2 separate regions of the Homo sapiens genome follow, and region 2 is linked to region 1. Evidence: read pairs that join two places in POLR2A ChIA-PET (ENCODE). Cell type or tissue: Panc1. All regions are shown on one strand. Links, peaks and the distances in the headings refer to the core of each region. The heading gives the core; the rest is flanking DNA.

Region 1 (8,034 bases), core at 1,622-5,621:
GATCATGACTCACTGCAGCCTCGACCTCCCAAGATCCAGCGATTCTCCCACCTACGCCTCCCGAGTAGCTGGGACCCCAAGCACACGCCACCACACCCAGCTAATTTTTACATTTTTGGTAGAGACGGGGTTTTGCTACGTTGCCCAGGATCGTCTCGAAGGACCCACCCACCTCAGCCTCCCAAAGTGCTGGGATTACAGACCTGAGCCACCATACCCAGCCAAAAACTATGTTCTAATAGGGAAAGAAATTTGTTTTCACTCTATCCTTCCAACTTCATCTCTCACTATTTTAATTTATATGTCCAATGCCTCCATTGCCCAATTTGCTTCCTTCACAGGGCTTGTCATAATTTACAACTATTAATATTTCATTTATTTTGATGGTCTCCCTCACCATAATGTGAGCTCCATGAGGGTAGAAACCATGTCTGTCCCCTGCCTTCTGTAACCCCAGCAACTAGCATACTGCATGGCACACAAAACCTAATATTCACCAGATAGATGAATGCAGTTTCAGTCATAACCAAAGATTAAATTACTTTTCTTTAGAAAGTTTCATCATGAGAAGAACAAGAACAACTGATATACACAGTGAAGATTTTTAAAGCTGAAAGAAGTTTAATCATCAATAGGAGAAAATAATATGTGTCTAGCTATTTAAAAAATATCTTTTAAGACTTTTTACTTAAGAAACACAAGGGGTTGGTGTGGGTTACAACTGGGGTAGTTGGGAAAGGACTTGTATAAATGCAAAAGAAGAAACTAGTGCTCCAGATCATTTTATTCTCTTACAATATTCTAAATCCTCTAAAAAGATATTTTTACTTCTCACGTTGAGTTTTAGAATGCAACTATTACATGTGCTTTCAAAACGTATTATGAATATTAATACACTCCTTTTCATGGTGTAAAAGTGTTTTGATAACAGATTCTCAATGCAAAATGCATTCGGATAATTGTATCTAAATGCTTTCTGTGGTATGAACTTATCTATTAAAATTTTCAAAGTTGCCATTAATCAAGCCTCTTGCCAGAAGCAATTTGCCTCAATATATAGATCCTTATTTGGGAATATTTTGCTAATATTACTTTACCACTTACTCTCCTTAAAAATGTAGTTTACTTTGGCACCACTCACAAAGACTATGTTGAGGTCCTTTGCTTGCAGGTATACTGAGTTTTCTTTTATCGGACAGGCCTTAACTTTTACCTCCTTTTCAAAAGACAGTGGCATTATAGTATCCACATAATGAGACTTGATTAAATTATTTTGTGAGGCTCTGAGGTACTCTTACTATTTCATATATCTTCTCTTTCAACTATAAGTTAAACCTGATTACAAGGCAATGAAAACGTCCAGGAAAGTTAATTGCACATAATTTTCTAAAATGAGGCATAGTACTTGTATATTACTACTAAATCACCATTACAGTTCTATGAATAATCACCCTCCTGAGAAAAAGTTACCAAGTACATTATTACAATACAAAAGCGCCTCATGGAACATTTTACCTACACCTATACCTACATAAACACATATTGAGCATCCCTAATCCAAAAATCAGAAATGTTCCAAAATCCAAAATTTTTGAGTGCCTACATGACACCACAAGGAGAAAACTCCACACATGACCTCATGTGACAGGTTACAGTCAAAATGCAGTCAAAACTTTGTTTTATGCACAAAAATATTTTTAAAATATTGTATAAAATAACCTTCAGGCTGTATGTACAAGGTATATATGAAACAAATGAATTGCACATTTAGACTTGGGTTCCATCCCCAAGATAACTCATTTTGTATATTCAGATATTCTGAAATCCGATGAAATCTGAAATCCAAAACGTTCTGATCCCAAGCATTTCAGATATGGGATACTCAATCTGTATAAGAGCAAAGTTAGCAAGCCCCATGGTCGCTGTTTTCTACCCTTCTATCCTCAATTCTAAGTTGTTCTCTGGCAGTAAGTTTGACACTTGGGTAGTGCGTTATAAATTCTTCCAGACTGTAGGATACCATTCCCAGCACCGTAGTGGTATCAGAGAAGCAGCACACTTTGTGTTAATGAAAAAATGGTGTTCTACTGGCCTACGGGACTTAATTCTCCCTGGGTACATCACTTATTAAGAGCAAGTGATAGTGAAGAGGCCGTGACTCAGTATGTCCTTAATTCAAAGAGTCGAAGAGGCTGAGGGGTCCCACTCCGGTAGTAAAAACTAATATAATTTTCAAGATGCCAAAATAGATATAAGAGCTGCTCTAGTCAGTGATGCGTGCTTGAAAAACCAGAAGCCAACATACGTAAGATTTGAGGATTATGAAAGTCATCTTACTAAAATCTCTCCTGAGGTTACTAAACTAGCCAGATTATCTAGTCACAGTCTCTGGACAGCACTTTGAGAATTCAATGGGGAGTGTGTCTGACAGAACACACAGATTAAAGTGGAATTTATATTAGGTAAACTGTAACCACCAAAGTATTTTTATTGCTTACTTTAAGACATGCTTGGAATTCTTTTTTTTTTTTTTAAATATAAAACCTTTCATCCGTTTTGGAGGTTACTTTAAAGATAGGGACAAGCAAGGTATAAGACATGGGGGATGATGAGGAACCACATAAATTTTTCTACTGTTTTTCTCATTAAATACTAAGGCATTATATATCACTGTGAACAATCAAGGATCAACTGACACTGAAATACTGCCAAGACTGCACATATTCTATTGACTCCCTGCCTAACTCCATAGCTCCCTATTGCTAAACTGAAATGGTGTACCTTCCCAAATTACAAAATGTGTCTCATTGTACACCTTAAAATCAGGAATGTTTATGTTTTACAAAAACATCCAACCATTATGACAGATTCTGACACCCATGGGGGAGCAAGTGGCAGTCATGGTGGAATTCTTGCCAGCTTGAAAGAAACATAGGGACAGACCTCTGACATCTGCCTAGATTCTCAAGCCTGGCTCACAGTGGGAGAAATGACCCGCCAAAAGAGTGTAAAACAGATGGAAGTTCCAACATGCTGCCCTTCATCAGGTCAACAGCAGCAAGCAGGACTTTACCTATGCGGTCAAAAGGCCAAAAAAAAAAAAAAAAAAAAAAAAAAAGGAGAACCTGCTAACGAGTACTGGTGCTAGCTAGGTATGCAGCCTTTCTTATAGAACGTTATTTCCCCATAATCTACTATTGCATTTTCCATCCATCCTTATTTTTTCCTCTATCCGTATTTCCTCATCTATTTTTTTTTCCCGCCTCGTTAAATTTACTATATGAAAGCTACCTTAAATACTTCTCTAATGAGATGAGGCAGGAAAAAGAGAAGGGAAGGACCCATGTTCGTATTCTTCCCCCCACACTCCAATTCTATCTAAAAAACTGATAAAGCTATAATATTTATTTAAAGGAAGCTAGTATACAACTACTGTATAACATAAAATTATTTTCTGTGTCTATTCACCGTAATGATTCTAGTTATATTTTTAAAGGCACTGCTTAGCACAAATATAGCACAAAAGAAATCTACCTTTTCACATCACTATTTCAGAGCTAGCAGCTGGCACTCACTGTGGCTTGGCATCTTCTTTAAAGGCCTTCCAACATTTGGCATTAGCCTTTCAGAGACCAGGGCCTTTCATACTCAGCACTGTTGCAAAATGTCTTACTCACTAGTACTCAAAGAAGGCCCCAGTTTCCCAGCAAAAGAGAAATAAAATTGGAGCTAACGCTTATTTGGTAGAATGCTATTATCAGCAAATACTTGTCTTCCATACTCTTCCCATGCCATAGAGCTACACCAGAGGCAGGTTTTCTTTTTCTTTCATCAAAACACAGTATGGCCTTCAACCATCTGCATTGCTCATGATCCCAACTCCTCTATCCCTAACATAAATCTCATAATTCTAAATACACTGATAAGCCCCTAGAGGATTTAAGGCAAGGAAATTACCATGGTCTCATTTATATTTTGAGATCACTTTAGGTGCAATTCATTATGAAGGAGTTAAAAGGAGAGGCAGAGATGACAGCTAGAAGGCTATGATGGCAGCCCAAGTGAGAGAAAAGCTTGGTTTATATGAGGGGGTAGCAGTGGAGATGAAAAAAGCATGAGTTCAAGATGTATTTTAGAAACAGGGCTGACATGACACTCAAGCAGAGACACCATGAAGGCGGTAAGACACATTAGTTAGTATGGAACTGAGGAAAGAGGTCGGGGCGAGATACCACCATTTTGGAGATATCCCTTACAGATGGTATTTAAAGGCAGTAGGGTGAGTGAGAGCACCTAGGTGTGAGTGTGAGAGACTGCAGACGCACAGAAAGCGACATGGCTCAACCAGTGCCCTACTGCCGTCAGCTTCTTTTAAGGGGGATGGGAGAAAACAAATGCCACAACGTTTTCTGTAAGCTAGTACACGATGCATAGCTCTCAGTGATATGTCTCCCAACAATAGGTAAAGAGAAAAAAGAAAATTGTGGTGTTTTTTTCCTTAATTTTTGTTCATTTTAGTAACAGAAGCTTTCCGTTCAACCTCATGCATAAACACACTTCCAACGGCAGTTTAATGAATTTATTAGCTGAATCAAACTAATCCATTCATATTTTCTCCTTTTAAAAAGTTAGAATTCACTTAGTAAGAAAATTCACTGAAAACAAATAATGAAGTTATAAGATACTATTTGAATCAAATTATCATTTGAATACAGGATTTCCTAATTAGTAATCACAACTACAAAATCTGATTAATATCACAACCTGAATAGTAACTAACAATAAATGAAATAATCACACAATCTATTTTACATGAAATTCAGAGATTTCCACTTTAAGGTTCTCCTTTCATAATGCTAATGAAAGTGGAATTCAGTAGTCATTGCCTTTCTTTGGATCAGCCAGGTCATTTACTCAAAAAATAAAAGATTCCATCAGATCTACCACTTTCCCACTGAATGACTCAGACGGACTTATTTCCTGATTTTTAAACTCGTATCAGAACTGGAAACTACTCAAACTCCCATCAATCCATTCTACAATGGATAAATAAATTAGGATATAGTCACACAGTGGAATAGTATACAGCATATAGAGTTGGCTTAAAATTCCACTATAGCTTGTATATGTTTAGGAGTCCTCAAAAAAAAAAAAAAAATGAAAGGGGATTTTAACTGATAACAGGAGGCAACTACATGTGATTGGCAAATCAAGCAAAAGTACTTGTATGATGCATCAATTGACCTAGATGTAGACAATCTACAGAATTAGTACGGGAGGGATAGTAATGAGAACCCCATGGGAAAGTGCTTCTCAAGCCCATTTCCCCTAAAAACTATAGGTGTAGGGAGCCAGTGTTACTAATGAACACGTGCTCCATACATCAGACAGGCTGGGGCAGAAAATGCTAAAATCAGTAATTAAAAACAAGGGAACAGGTATGGTTTAGCTCTGTGTCCCCACCCAAATCTCATCTCGAATTGTAATCCTCATGTGTTGAGGGAGGGGCCAGGTAGAAGGTGACTGGACCTTGGGGATGGACATACCTCTTGCTGTTCTCATGACAGAGTTACTTCTCAGGAGATCTGGCTGTTTGATGAGTATGTGTGTGTCTCTCCCCTGCTTTGCAGTGGAAAGATGTGCCTTGCTTCCCCTTTGCCTTCTACCACGATTGTAAGTCTCCTGAGGACTCCTCTGTCATGCTGAACCATGAGTCAATTAAACCTATTTTCTTTATAAATTACCAAGTCTCAGGTAGTTCTTTATAGCAGTGCGAAAATGGACTAATACAGGCCCGAAGAGATCTGTTCTACTACAGCTCTGTGCTAACTGGACCATGCCTGGAATGTTCTGTTTAATTCTGAATACCATAGTTGAAAAGAATTTTGTATAAAGTAAAACATATGCAAGGCTGGGCGCGGTGGCTCATGCCTGCAATCCCAGCACTTTGGGAGGCCAAGGCGGGTGGATCATAAGGTCAGGAGATCAAGACCATCCTGGCTAACACGGTGAAACCCCGTCTCTACCAAAAATTAGCTGGGTGTGGTGGCAAGAACCTGTAGTCCCAGCTACTCAGGAGCCTGAGGCAGGAGAATCGCCTGAACCCGAGAGCCGGAGATTGCAGTGAGCCAAGATCGTGCCACTGCACTCCGACCTGGGCGACAGAGCGAGACTCTGTCTCAAAACAGACAGACAAACAAACAAACAAACAAACCATATTCAAAGGAGAGTGACCAAAAGAACTTAAAGCCACCCAACATGACAAATGAAAGAAATGGAGAAATTTAGCCAAGAGGAGACAACTCAGGAGAGAGATAAAAACAATTTTTCAGTGCACAGGTTATACTCAAGTACACCATGCCATGAAACCTATTTTACTCAGCACTGTATTTTAAAACTATTGTTAGAATAGTAATTGCCCTCCTCCAATAGTGGTAAATATAAATTTTAAAAATTGATCAAAATGTGGCAACAGACTGGTCAATACTTCATAGTATACCAGAGGGCTCAGGCACACCAGCCAAGTACCACTGATGAAGACACTGCAGAAAATAGACTTCAACTCAATATAAAGACTAGCTTTCTAACTGGGTTATTTAAAGAATAAACAGGCTTACAAGAAAGGTACCATCTTGGCTATCCCTGAAAGTGTAATGAAGGAAACTTGAGTGTTGGAAGGGATGAGGGGCAGGATGCCTTTAATGGCACCTTCAGTCCTATGATTCTGATGATTCTGTATCTTGATTCTCAGATAAGCTGTGCCTGTTTTAAAATATCCCATACAGGCTGATTACTCAGAAGCAGATAGAATAATGGAAGGCAAGGCACATCAAATTATAAGGGAAAGATGAGATGTGGTGAGACAAGGTAGAGAGAAATATCTTGAAGATACCATTCTAAAACTTGAAATTTATATTACTAGTAAAGCCACATATACATGAATTCTTAAATCAGCCCCCTGAATCAAACTTTTCTGCTTTTTTATTACCAGGAGTACTATTTGAAAGCAGAACTTACATGATTTACATTTTGTTTATAAAAGCAGCAATATAACAGAGGTGAATAAACACACATTTCTTCTCCCTGGAAAGGACAGATGAGGCTGATAGCGTAAAAAAAAACCCAGCATCCTGTCTGACTGAAGTATTAGCCTATGAGGTGGAATGAGAAAAATCAGTATTGTTTGAATAGAAATAATTATAAAAAGAAGGAAATTTTATCTGGGTATGGTGCCATTACACTGTTTACCCTCAAGAGCTGAAGTCTCAGTTCAATTCTTTCAAGGATAAAGGGCTATATTTACCCACTGTTAGCCGATGTTCATGTTAAACAAAGCCCTCACAGAACGTAAACTTTTAATTTTTTTATTCAGTAACATTTAACTTCTTTCTGTGCCTGGGGTCATCACTGGTAAGAATTCCAAGAAATATTCATTCTGTGGAGATACATTCAGCTATCCTGGAAGAAGAACTGTACCACCTTAAACCTCAGGAATGGTTCTATCCCCCTCTCCCATTTAATCATGATACTCTGAATCCCTTCTGCATCAATTATGCATACAATAGAGTACAGTACATAAAACCACAATAAGCAATACAGAAAAAAAAGGATTAAAGCCACGAAAAATGTATTAATTTATTCTATGCAATGCACTTGTAATTCTTCCACTTTCAGTCAAGATCACAGTACAGTTTAATAGTCTGGTTCAGGGACCAATTAATCCTTTTATATTTAAATCAATCACTGACTCCTCTCCGAATAATTTAGCTTCTACATGCTGCCTCCCATTTGATGTCTTTGGGGGAAAGAGCACAGTTAACACTATGTGGTACATTAATCATGTTTAGTAACAGAAAAAGAAATGCATTATCAGAGAAATCTAATACAAAAAGTAAAACATGCTCTAAAACATGTTAGGATAATCAGTACATGTGTCACATTTTTCTTAATAAAAGCAGGCAAGTTAAACTGGGAACCAAGAGTATACTCTTCATCTGGCTTTTCATAGTATGTGTGCATGCATGTATCTATTTA
Region 2 (8,034 bases), core at 2,309-6,308, 140 kb after region 1:
TTGAATTTGTTTATGTGCCTGGAGTATAAGATAGCCATTCCATATACACTCCCTCATCCTCAAATTCTTAAATACTGCAATAACTTGGTTAAATTAGCTTCTATTGCATTTTTGTTAATTGGGTAAATTTTTATCTAAGTATCCAAAAACACACATACAAAAAAGTACAGGTATGTTAAGGGTACAGTTCAATTAATTTTCACAAAGTGAACACACCTGTGTAATGAGTACCCCCCTCCCCCACTCACCAACACCGAAATCTTGAAACAAAATCAACTTCCTAGAACGCTAAGTCACCTCCCTCATGACCCCTCCCCAGGCACTACTCCACAGTAAGCGTATACATGATCCTGACTTCTATTATCGTAAGTTAGTTTTGTCTGTGTCTAAACTTTATACAAAAGAAATCAGAATACCACTTGTAAAGAAGCAATCCTCAAGACCATCACAGCAATTCAAAATCTTTCCAAAGCTAGGCATTGAGTCTCTGTCTCAGAAATATTCTTAGGTAAAAACAAATTTCACATAATTTATGTCCATCTTGACCATTACTCATCTGTGTCTCCCCAATGAAATACTTTTCTCTGTCCCTAAGTAAACCAAGAAACATCACTTTGCCTTAAATCTCAGTCATTTCACATGAAAGTTTCTCAAATAATAATGCTATTTATATAACTTTAAAATTACACTTTACATTGATATTATTTACTTGGTACCTAATCATACTATTCTTAACTGTTTTTAAGATAGGCCTCTTTCATTAATGATTATCTACCTGAATAGCTGTTATTAAAAACATACAAAAAGGTAAATCTGACCTATGAGGAAAAAGGTAACACATTAAAAGAGTTCACTGTCATACTCAGAAAAAAGTCAGTGTAAGGAAAAGTATTTAGTAACAACAATCTTAAATCTGTAATATCAATTCCTTCTTTGGAATTCCCAAGAAACAATTTTTTTTTAAAAGACAGAATCTCACTCTGTTGCCCAGGTTGGAGTGTACAGTGGCACAATCACGGCTCACTGCAGCCTCAATCTCCCGGGCTCAGGTGATGCTCCCCTGTCAGCCTCTCAGGTAGCTGGGACTATAGGTGCACATCCCAATACCCCGCTTTTTTGTTTGCTTGTTTGTTTGTTTGTTTGTTTGTTTTGGTAGAGACTGGGTTTCACCATGTTGCCCAGGCTGCTCTCGAACCCATGGGCTCAATTTGACTGTCTCAGCCTCCCAAAGAGTGCTGAGATTACACCACGCCTAGCCTCCCAGATACAATTGTTAATAGAAGTCACAGAATTTTCAGCATCAGTTCCATAGATATGTATTATGTATATGATGGTTAGCTATGAGAGTACTCTCTGATACTCAACCAAAGACTGGTAAAAGTATTTTTTATATTGAAAATTTGCAGAAATCTGTTTGTACTCTTTGGCAAATAATTCCAATTTTTTCATAATTTGGAGGAGCCAGAGTCCTAAGGACTTGCGGAGCAAACTCTTCTTTGAATTGAACTGCAAAGCTATGTACCAGACAATTCTGAAAATTAAAGTCAATTTTGGAGCTTAGTTCAACTGCATAACTATGAAAAGCTATGCATAATCATTTAAAATGAAAAACAGCAATTTCCCTATTCATGTTAAAAGTATCCAACATACAAACAGAAGAACATGAATATATCTTTGTTAGTAGCAAAATGAACACTCTAATCCTGTGATACTTCTGCACTGTTCTTACAACCCACTTGCCTTGTCTTCACCTCACAGTAAAGAATTAGGTCTGTCTTTATTTTCCTCCCACTAGCCTCTTGACAAAGGACAGTGTCTTAATCAACTTAAGCAGTATCCAGCAAATATTGGGAATTACAAAATATTTTTGCTGAATTGAACTGAATATTCATTCGCTTCTAAAATATTGTGACTGCTTAGAGTCTGCAAGACAGTTTGACATGAGAAATTAATCTAACATCTTTTTAAGCACACTCTGAATATAAAGAATGTATTAGAGATTATATAGTTACACCGTTAGCAAATCAAAGTGTATTAGAATGAATTTGTGCCATGAATTCATGTTTCCCCTACCCATTTTGAATAGTGTATTCTAATTTTCTCCACTGAAGCTGCATTTTGAAAATATATTCACAAATATAACTTCTGTATAAAACAAAAGTAAATAGGAAACAGTGAAAGCAGCATAGTTATTCAAACTGGAAAGGTACTGAATAACTCTGGTTATACTTTTTAATGAATTAAATCCAAAGTTAAGAACTTCTTACCACAAAATAATTTAAAATTTGACGATTTACGTGTGTGTGTGTGTGTGTGTGTGTGTGTGTGTACACAATTTTTTTAAAGGGGAATATTTTGGTGTCAATAAATACAAGAGATTATCTTTTTCTTCCTTAATTTATGTTACAATATAAAATCTGGGCCAGGCACGGTGGCTCACGTCTATAACCCCAGAACTTTTGGAGGCCAGGGCAGGAGGATCACTTAAGCTCAATAGTTTGAGACCAGCCTGGGCAACATAGTGACACCTCATCTCTACTAAAAATCAAAAAAATTATCAGGCATGGTGGTGCACACTTGTAGTCTGTAGTCCCAGCTACTTGGGAGGCTGAGGCCGGAGAAGCACGTGAACCGAGAAAATAGGGACTGCGAGCTATGATCATGCCACTGCACTCCAGCCTGGGCGACATTCAAGACTGTCTCCAAAAATAAACACTCTATGAAGGTATTTCAAAGTGGTGTCAGATAATGGGGACATTCAGATACCTGAGCAGTGAATAACCTTTTTTTTTTTAAAGGTTACAAGAGAAAAGAATAGAAGAAAGAAAAAAAGAGAAGGGAGGAGAACTAAAGAGATGAGGGCAAAGTCTTACATACAACCCTACATGGATGGATATGGCCATTCTCCATGGGACAGTGCCTCATTAGATAATTAGTAGTTGTTTGCCCAAATACAATCAGCTATATTCTGAGTCTGTGACCATGTCTATTAAAAGGAGTGTAAGTAACTACCTGAAAGAACTGTAAAAGATTCCAGTGACATACAAATAACACCAGTAAGATGCTGGTCACGTCTCATAAATGTGAATTTCCTTTATTTGAGTATCTATACAATCCAAGTGACTTACTTTGTGGTGTTTCGCATTTCAAAATTGTTGCAATTAATTAAGCTACAAGGAAAAGGTGAAAAGATTTCACCTTTATCACTGTGGCTCGACGACACTGTCTTGGTACTGCTGGCATCCAATGGCAGGGGCCAGAGATGACGCTGAACACCCTACAATACACAGGACAGACAGCTCCACAAACAACATCCAGCCCAAATGTCAATACAGGTTGAGCATTCCAAATACAAAAATCTGAAATCCAAAGTGCTCCAAAACCCAAAACTTTTTGAGTGCCAACATGATACCACAAGCGAAAAATTCCACATTTGACCTCCTATGACAGGCTGCAGTAGTCAAAACTGTTTCATGCATACAATTATTTAAGATGTTGCATAAAATTAACTTCAGGTTGTATGTATAAGGTGTATATGAAACATAAATAAATTTCATGTTTTGACTTGAGTTCCATCCCCAAGACACATCATTATGTATATGCAAATATTCCAAAATCTGAAAAAATCCAAAGTCCCAAACACTTCTGGTCCCAAGCGTTTCAAATAGGGGACACTTAACTTGTAGTGCCACAATTAAGAAACTCTGGCAGAGATGAAGTATCCATGCTCTTAAGTCCCTCCAGATCTACACGAGATCCCGCCCTCCTCAACTACTAAAAGACACAGTGCCTGCAATTCTAACTGCTCACTACTGCATCTACTTGTCTACAAAAAAGGTAGAATCTTGATTAAGTGGTTTCAGTAGATTTTTATTTAAAGTGATACACAGTAAGATATCTAAAGTATCAATTAAATCTAAATGGCTAGTCAAAGTTGTAACAGTTCTTCCTTACTATATAATTACATTGTTTATATGTGATAGAAATTTCTGAGGAACTTGAAAATGAGTTATTTCTCTCTCTCTTTTTTTTTTTTTTTTTGAAATGCAGTCTTGCTCTGTCACCCAGGCTGGAGTGCGGTGGCATGATCTCAGCTCACTGCAACCTCTGCCTCCCAGGTTTAAGCAATTCTCCTGCCTCAGCCTCCTGAGTAGCTGGGATTATAGGTACACGCCACCATGCTAGGCTAATTTTTGTATTTTCAGTAGAGACAGGGTTTCACCATGTTGGTCAGGCTGGTCTCAAACTCCTGACCTGGTGATCCGCCCACCTCAGCCTCCCAAAGTACAGGCATGAGCCACCGCACCCGGCAAAATGAGTTACTTCTTAAACAGAAAACAGTCCCCTCGAAATCTAACCTGTACACATCCTTTATAAATCATCTTTAAAAAAAAAAAAGTCGGCAATCCAAGTTTTACAAAAGAAACAATTATCATTCAAGTATTTAATCTTCTGTTCAAGAACACACAGGACATCGCCAAACCTAAATTTCCTTTGCATGCCAGCCAACTGGAATCTGGTACTGGCAAGTTACATAACAGGAATACATAACACTCTTTACTATCATCTCAATTATTTCTTTAAGGTGAATCAAAGTTTGTTTTTTTGTTTTGTTTTGAGACGGCATTTCACTCTTGTTGCCCAGGATGGAGTGCAATGGCGTGATCTCGGCTCACCGCAACCTCCACCTCCCGGGTTTAAGCAGTTCTCCTGTCTCAGCCTCCGGAGCAGCTGGGGTTACATGCCACCATGCCCGGCTAATTTTTTCTGTAGTTTTAGTAGAGACGGGGTTTCATCATATTGGTCAGGCTGGTTTCGAACTCCTGACCTTAGGTGATCTGCCCACCTCAGCCTCCCAAAGTCCTGGGATTACAGGCGTGAGCCACCACGCCCTGTCATGAATCAAAGTTTTAACTAATGATTGTGAGCTGCAACAAAATGGGAGAAACCTTAAGATTACATTTCTTCAAACTATGATTTTGTTTAAAATTGGAGCACTACAAGAATCTCACAACAAAATTTTCTTTTGATTGCTTGCTTAAACATACTCCAACTTCCAATGCTGAGACCTAAAACCATATTGCAAACTGCTGTTTCCATAGTGAAGTCTGTGGAACTGGAAAACTCCACAGGTCCAACCACCTTTCACTATTCTCCACTTGCCTCATGCCTTCTCCCTTTCAATTCTATTGCCAGTCATTGTAATCACTCCTGTGCACATGCCCCCACCTTCCTTGACCCTCTCTCATCTAAATCCAACTCACAACCTAATCTATGCCTGAACCTGTGCTGTTGAATATGGTTAGAAAAAAACCCAAACCCATTCAAACTGGTCTTACTTTAATAACCAAAACTCAAGTGGGCTCTTGACATCGTGCAGAAATCAAATCACACTTCCCTAAGCCCTTCCCTTAGCCACTCTCCTCCAAAACTAACCATTTTCTTAGGCATTCCCCACAAATCTCTGACACTTCTCCTATCTTTGGTCTCAACTGATGACCTTCCTTCCTTTTTCAATGACAGAAACCACTGAAAGAGAAATGCCACATTCCACATCTAACACCTATCAGCCTCTGTACTCCATACTCTCTCTTTTCTCTTACACTAGAGAAGATATATCCTTGCTGTTACCTGTTGCCAGTGCCCTACACTTCTGTACTGTTTCCCATTTGCTACAGCTTACTGAAGAACACTGCTCCAGCAATTCTACTCTCTCACTCTCTCTTTCTCTCTGACATGTCAATTTCTCACTCTCCACTGTATCAATACCAACACAAAACAAGTGAAAAAGTAGAAGGGTGATAAACTTGGAGACCCAAAGAACACAATTTGGAAACTAATGGACTCTAACATATATTACATGTTTACTCTCCCCACCCCAAAATCCTAGCCACAATTCAAGGACGCCCTCCCACCTCCCACCTGAAGTTCCTGCAGGACACTTCCAGAGCACTTTGATCACCCTGCTAACACACTGCTCTTCATGTGCTACACAAAGGTATGCAGCTTATCTCCCCTCTTGAGATTTTAAGCTACTTGAGGTGAAAGACTGTTTTAGTAACCACACAGCAGACAGGCAGTGAATGTTAATCAAAAGAAAGAATGAATGTATTTTTGCATGTATTTCTTAAGAGTTTACAAATTTGAAAAAAAAATGACCAAAAATTGCTTCGAGAAAAGCTGATTTAAATGTACCAAAGCCACATTTTAAAAGGATCAGAGAGAAATTTGAAAACAACGGGAGTCCAGAACTGACAGCAGTTTATAACAACTCCTTACCTGAGTCTAAAATACTGGGAAATAAATTCACAGTGGTTAAAGCTACTCTGCAGATTGTATGTGTGCCAAAACTTGAGTTTTACACAAACCATGCTGTGGCCAAATAAACAGTACAGTTTTCAATTCGAACATCACCTATGAGCAACTTCTTCAGTTCAGTGATGCTCAAATATCAGACTCATCAGCTACACTTGAAAAGGCAAATTTATAACGTCAATCTGTAAAACTGAGTTAAGGTATGAAAGAGTATTATAAAACATATCAAAGTAAAATGACTAGTATTACCAAGAATGACATCTGGTTTTAAAATATCAAATATCAAATTTCTGAATATCTCCTTATAAAATCCTAAACTGACAATTCTTAGCATCTATAAACAAACATGTATTTTGATACTAAGACCATTAAATCAACTTTGTATCACAAGCAAAACCCCCTTTAAGGTGAAATGTCATTTTTCAAAGACAAATATTTCAACATGCTCACAATATCTGTTTATTTTTAAAATTTCATAGAATTCAATGAAATTAGGTAGCACTGCATTTTTAGAGGCAAGCAGGGAAAAAATCAACATCAGATTATTTCCCTGAGTCATAAATTCTTGTGTAGAAAAAATGGTGTGTGTGTGTGTGTATGTGTGTGTGTGTGTGTGTGTGTAAAATGAGATTTTAAAAAAATGTGTGTATATATAGATAGTGGCTTCCCTGACAAATAGATGACTGTCTTTGAGATAATCAGGTTACAATGAAATTCTGAGGTTTGTACATTACACTTAGTGGAAGCCAGCAAAGCTCCAAATACAGTTTACAAACCACCATGCCAACCTCCCTTAAGCCTCATTTAAGAAGGATTACCACCTACAATCTATCCTCACTGTGCCACTGTTTCAGTGGTGAATCCAATGAACTGATTTTAAACAAACATGAGGTTTCAACAAATGTACTATTCATTAGCTACAGAGAACACAATGAAGAAGGCTACTTCAGAAAGGCAGAAACCCTCTGGTAAATTTGCCACAATCTTTAGTTAAACCTTAAACTTTAGGATAGTTACAATCAATCTACAGTAAATTCAGTGGATGATATTCTATTACAATATTAAATGAAAGCAGAAGTAAACTAGCAGTTACACAACATATATAGTATCCAAAATAAAGTTTTTTTAAGTGCATAAATGGAGACTATACTTTCAAGAAATGTGGAGTTTGTACAACAATGAAGAGAGGGATGTGTTTAGCTAAGTGGCAACTAGACAATGTCTCACTTTGAATCAAATCTGTCACTGAAATGAAGTTTTCCAGGAAACAATAAGAATAAAAAAACTTTAGGCTTGTTCAAAGAAACATAGCTTAAGAAAAAATTTTGTGGCAAATCCTCAAAATGCCAGTAAGGTAACAATAAATCATTTATCCAACCTAGAATGTGAACAGTCTACGGAGATGTCAATTATACCAGATCTCTAAGTTGCAGGTTTGAACTACTTTTCTGATGTCAAATATTCACCCCACTAAAATAAATTTTAAAAAATCAATAAAAGCCATTATTTTGATTTAAATCACATATCTAAAAACCATTAACTATTTATCACTTGAATTGGCATTCTCAGTTTTACAAGAGAACCAAAAGTCATTTCTATTAAAGTTTCAATATAGGTTATGGCTTATTTGACAATCACTACCAAATATTTATGACCTATGCCTGTTGGAAATAGTATTGTGCATGGTGGTGGAATTTTTCACAAGGATCCAGTGTTTGG

Evidence for each region. ChIA-PET counts read pairs that join two places held together with the same protein. Peaks named below come from ENCODE experiments on the same cell type or tissue, not always from the same donor. Only the 100,000 strongest peaks of a DNase experiment are listed, where the experiment ranks them.
Region 2: POLR2A ChIA-PET joins it to region 1 with 6 read pairs; 3 of 35 experiments call an interaction of 5 or more read pairs at or near these places.

Annotation. Positions count from the first base shown.
Region 1 is chr12:116,035,654-116,043,687 of GRCh38, forward strand. The region is part of intron 4 of MED13L (mediator complex subunit 13L); the gene reads right to left. Among named protein-coding and RNA genes, the nearest start is that of MIR620, 110 kb to the right of the region's middle. In Panc1, for the core only: no CTCF peak of the experiment used is centred there; no DNase peak of the experiment used is centred there; H3K27ac peaks cover 4,000 bases.
Region 2 is chr12:116,176,908-116,184,941 of GRCh38, forward strand. The region is part of intron 2 of MED13L (mediator complex subunit 13L); the gene reads right to left. Among named protein-coding and RNA genes, the nearest start is that of MIR620, 32 kb to the left of the region's middle. In Panc1, for the core only: no CTCF peak of the experiment used is centred there; no DNase peak of the experiment used is centred there.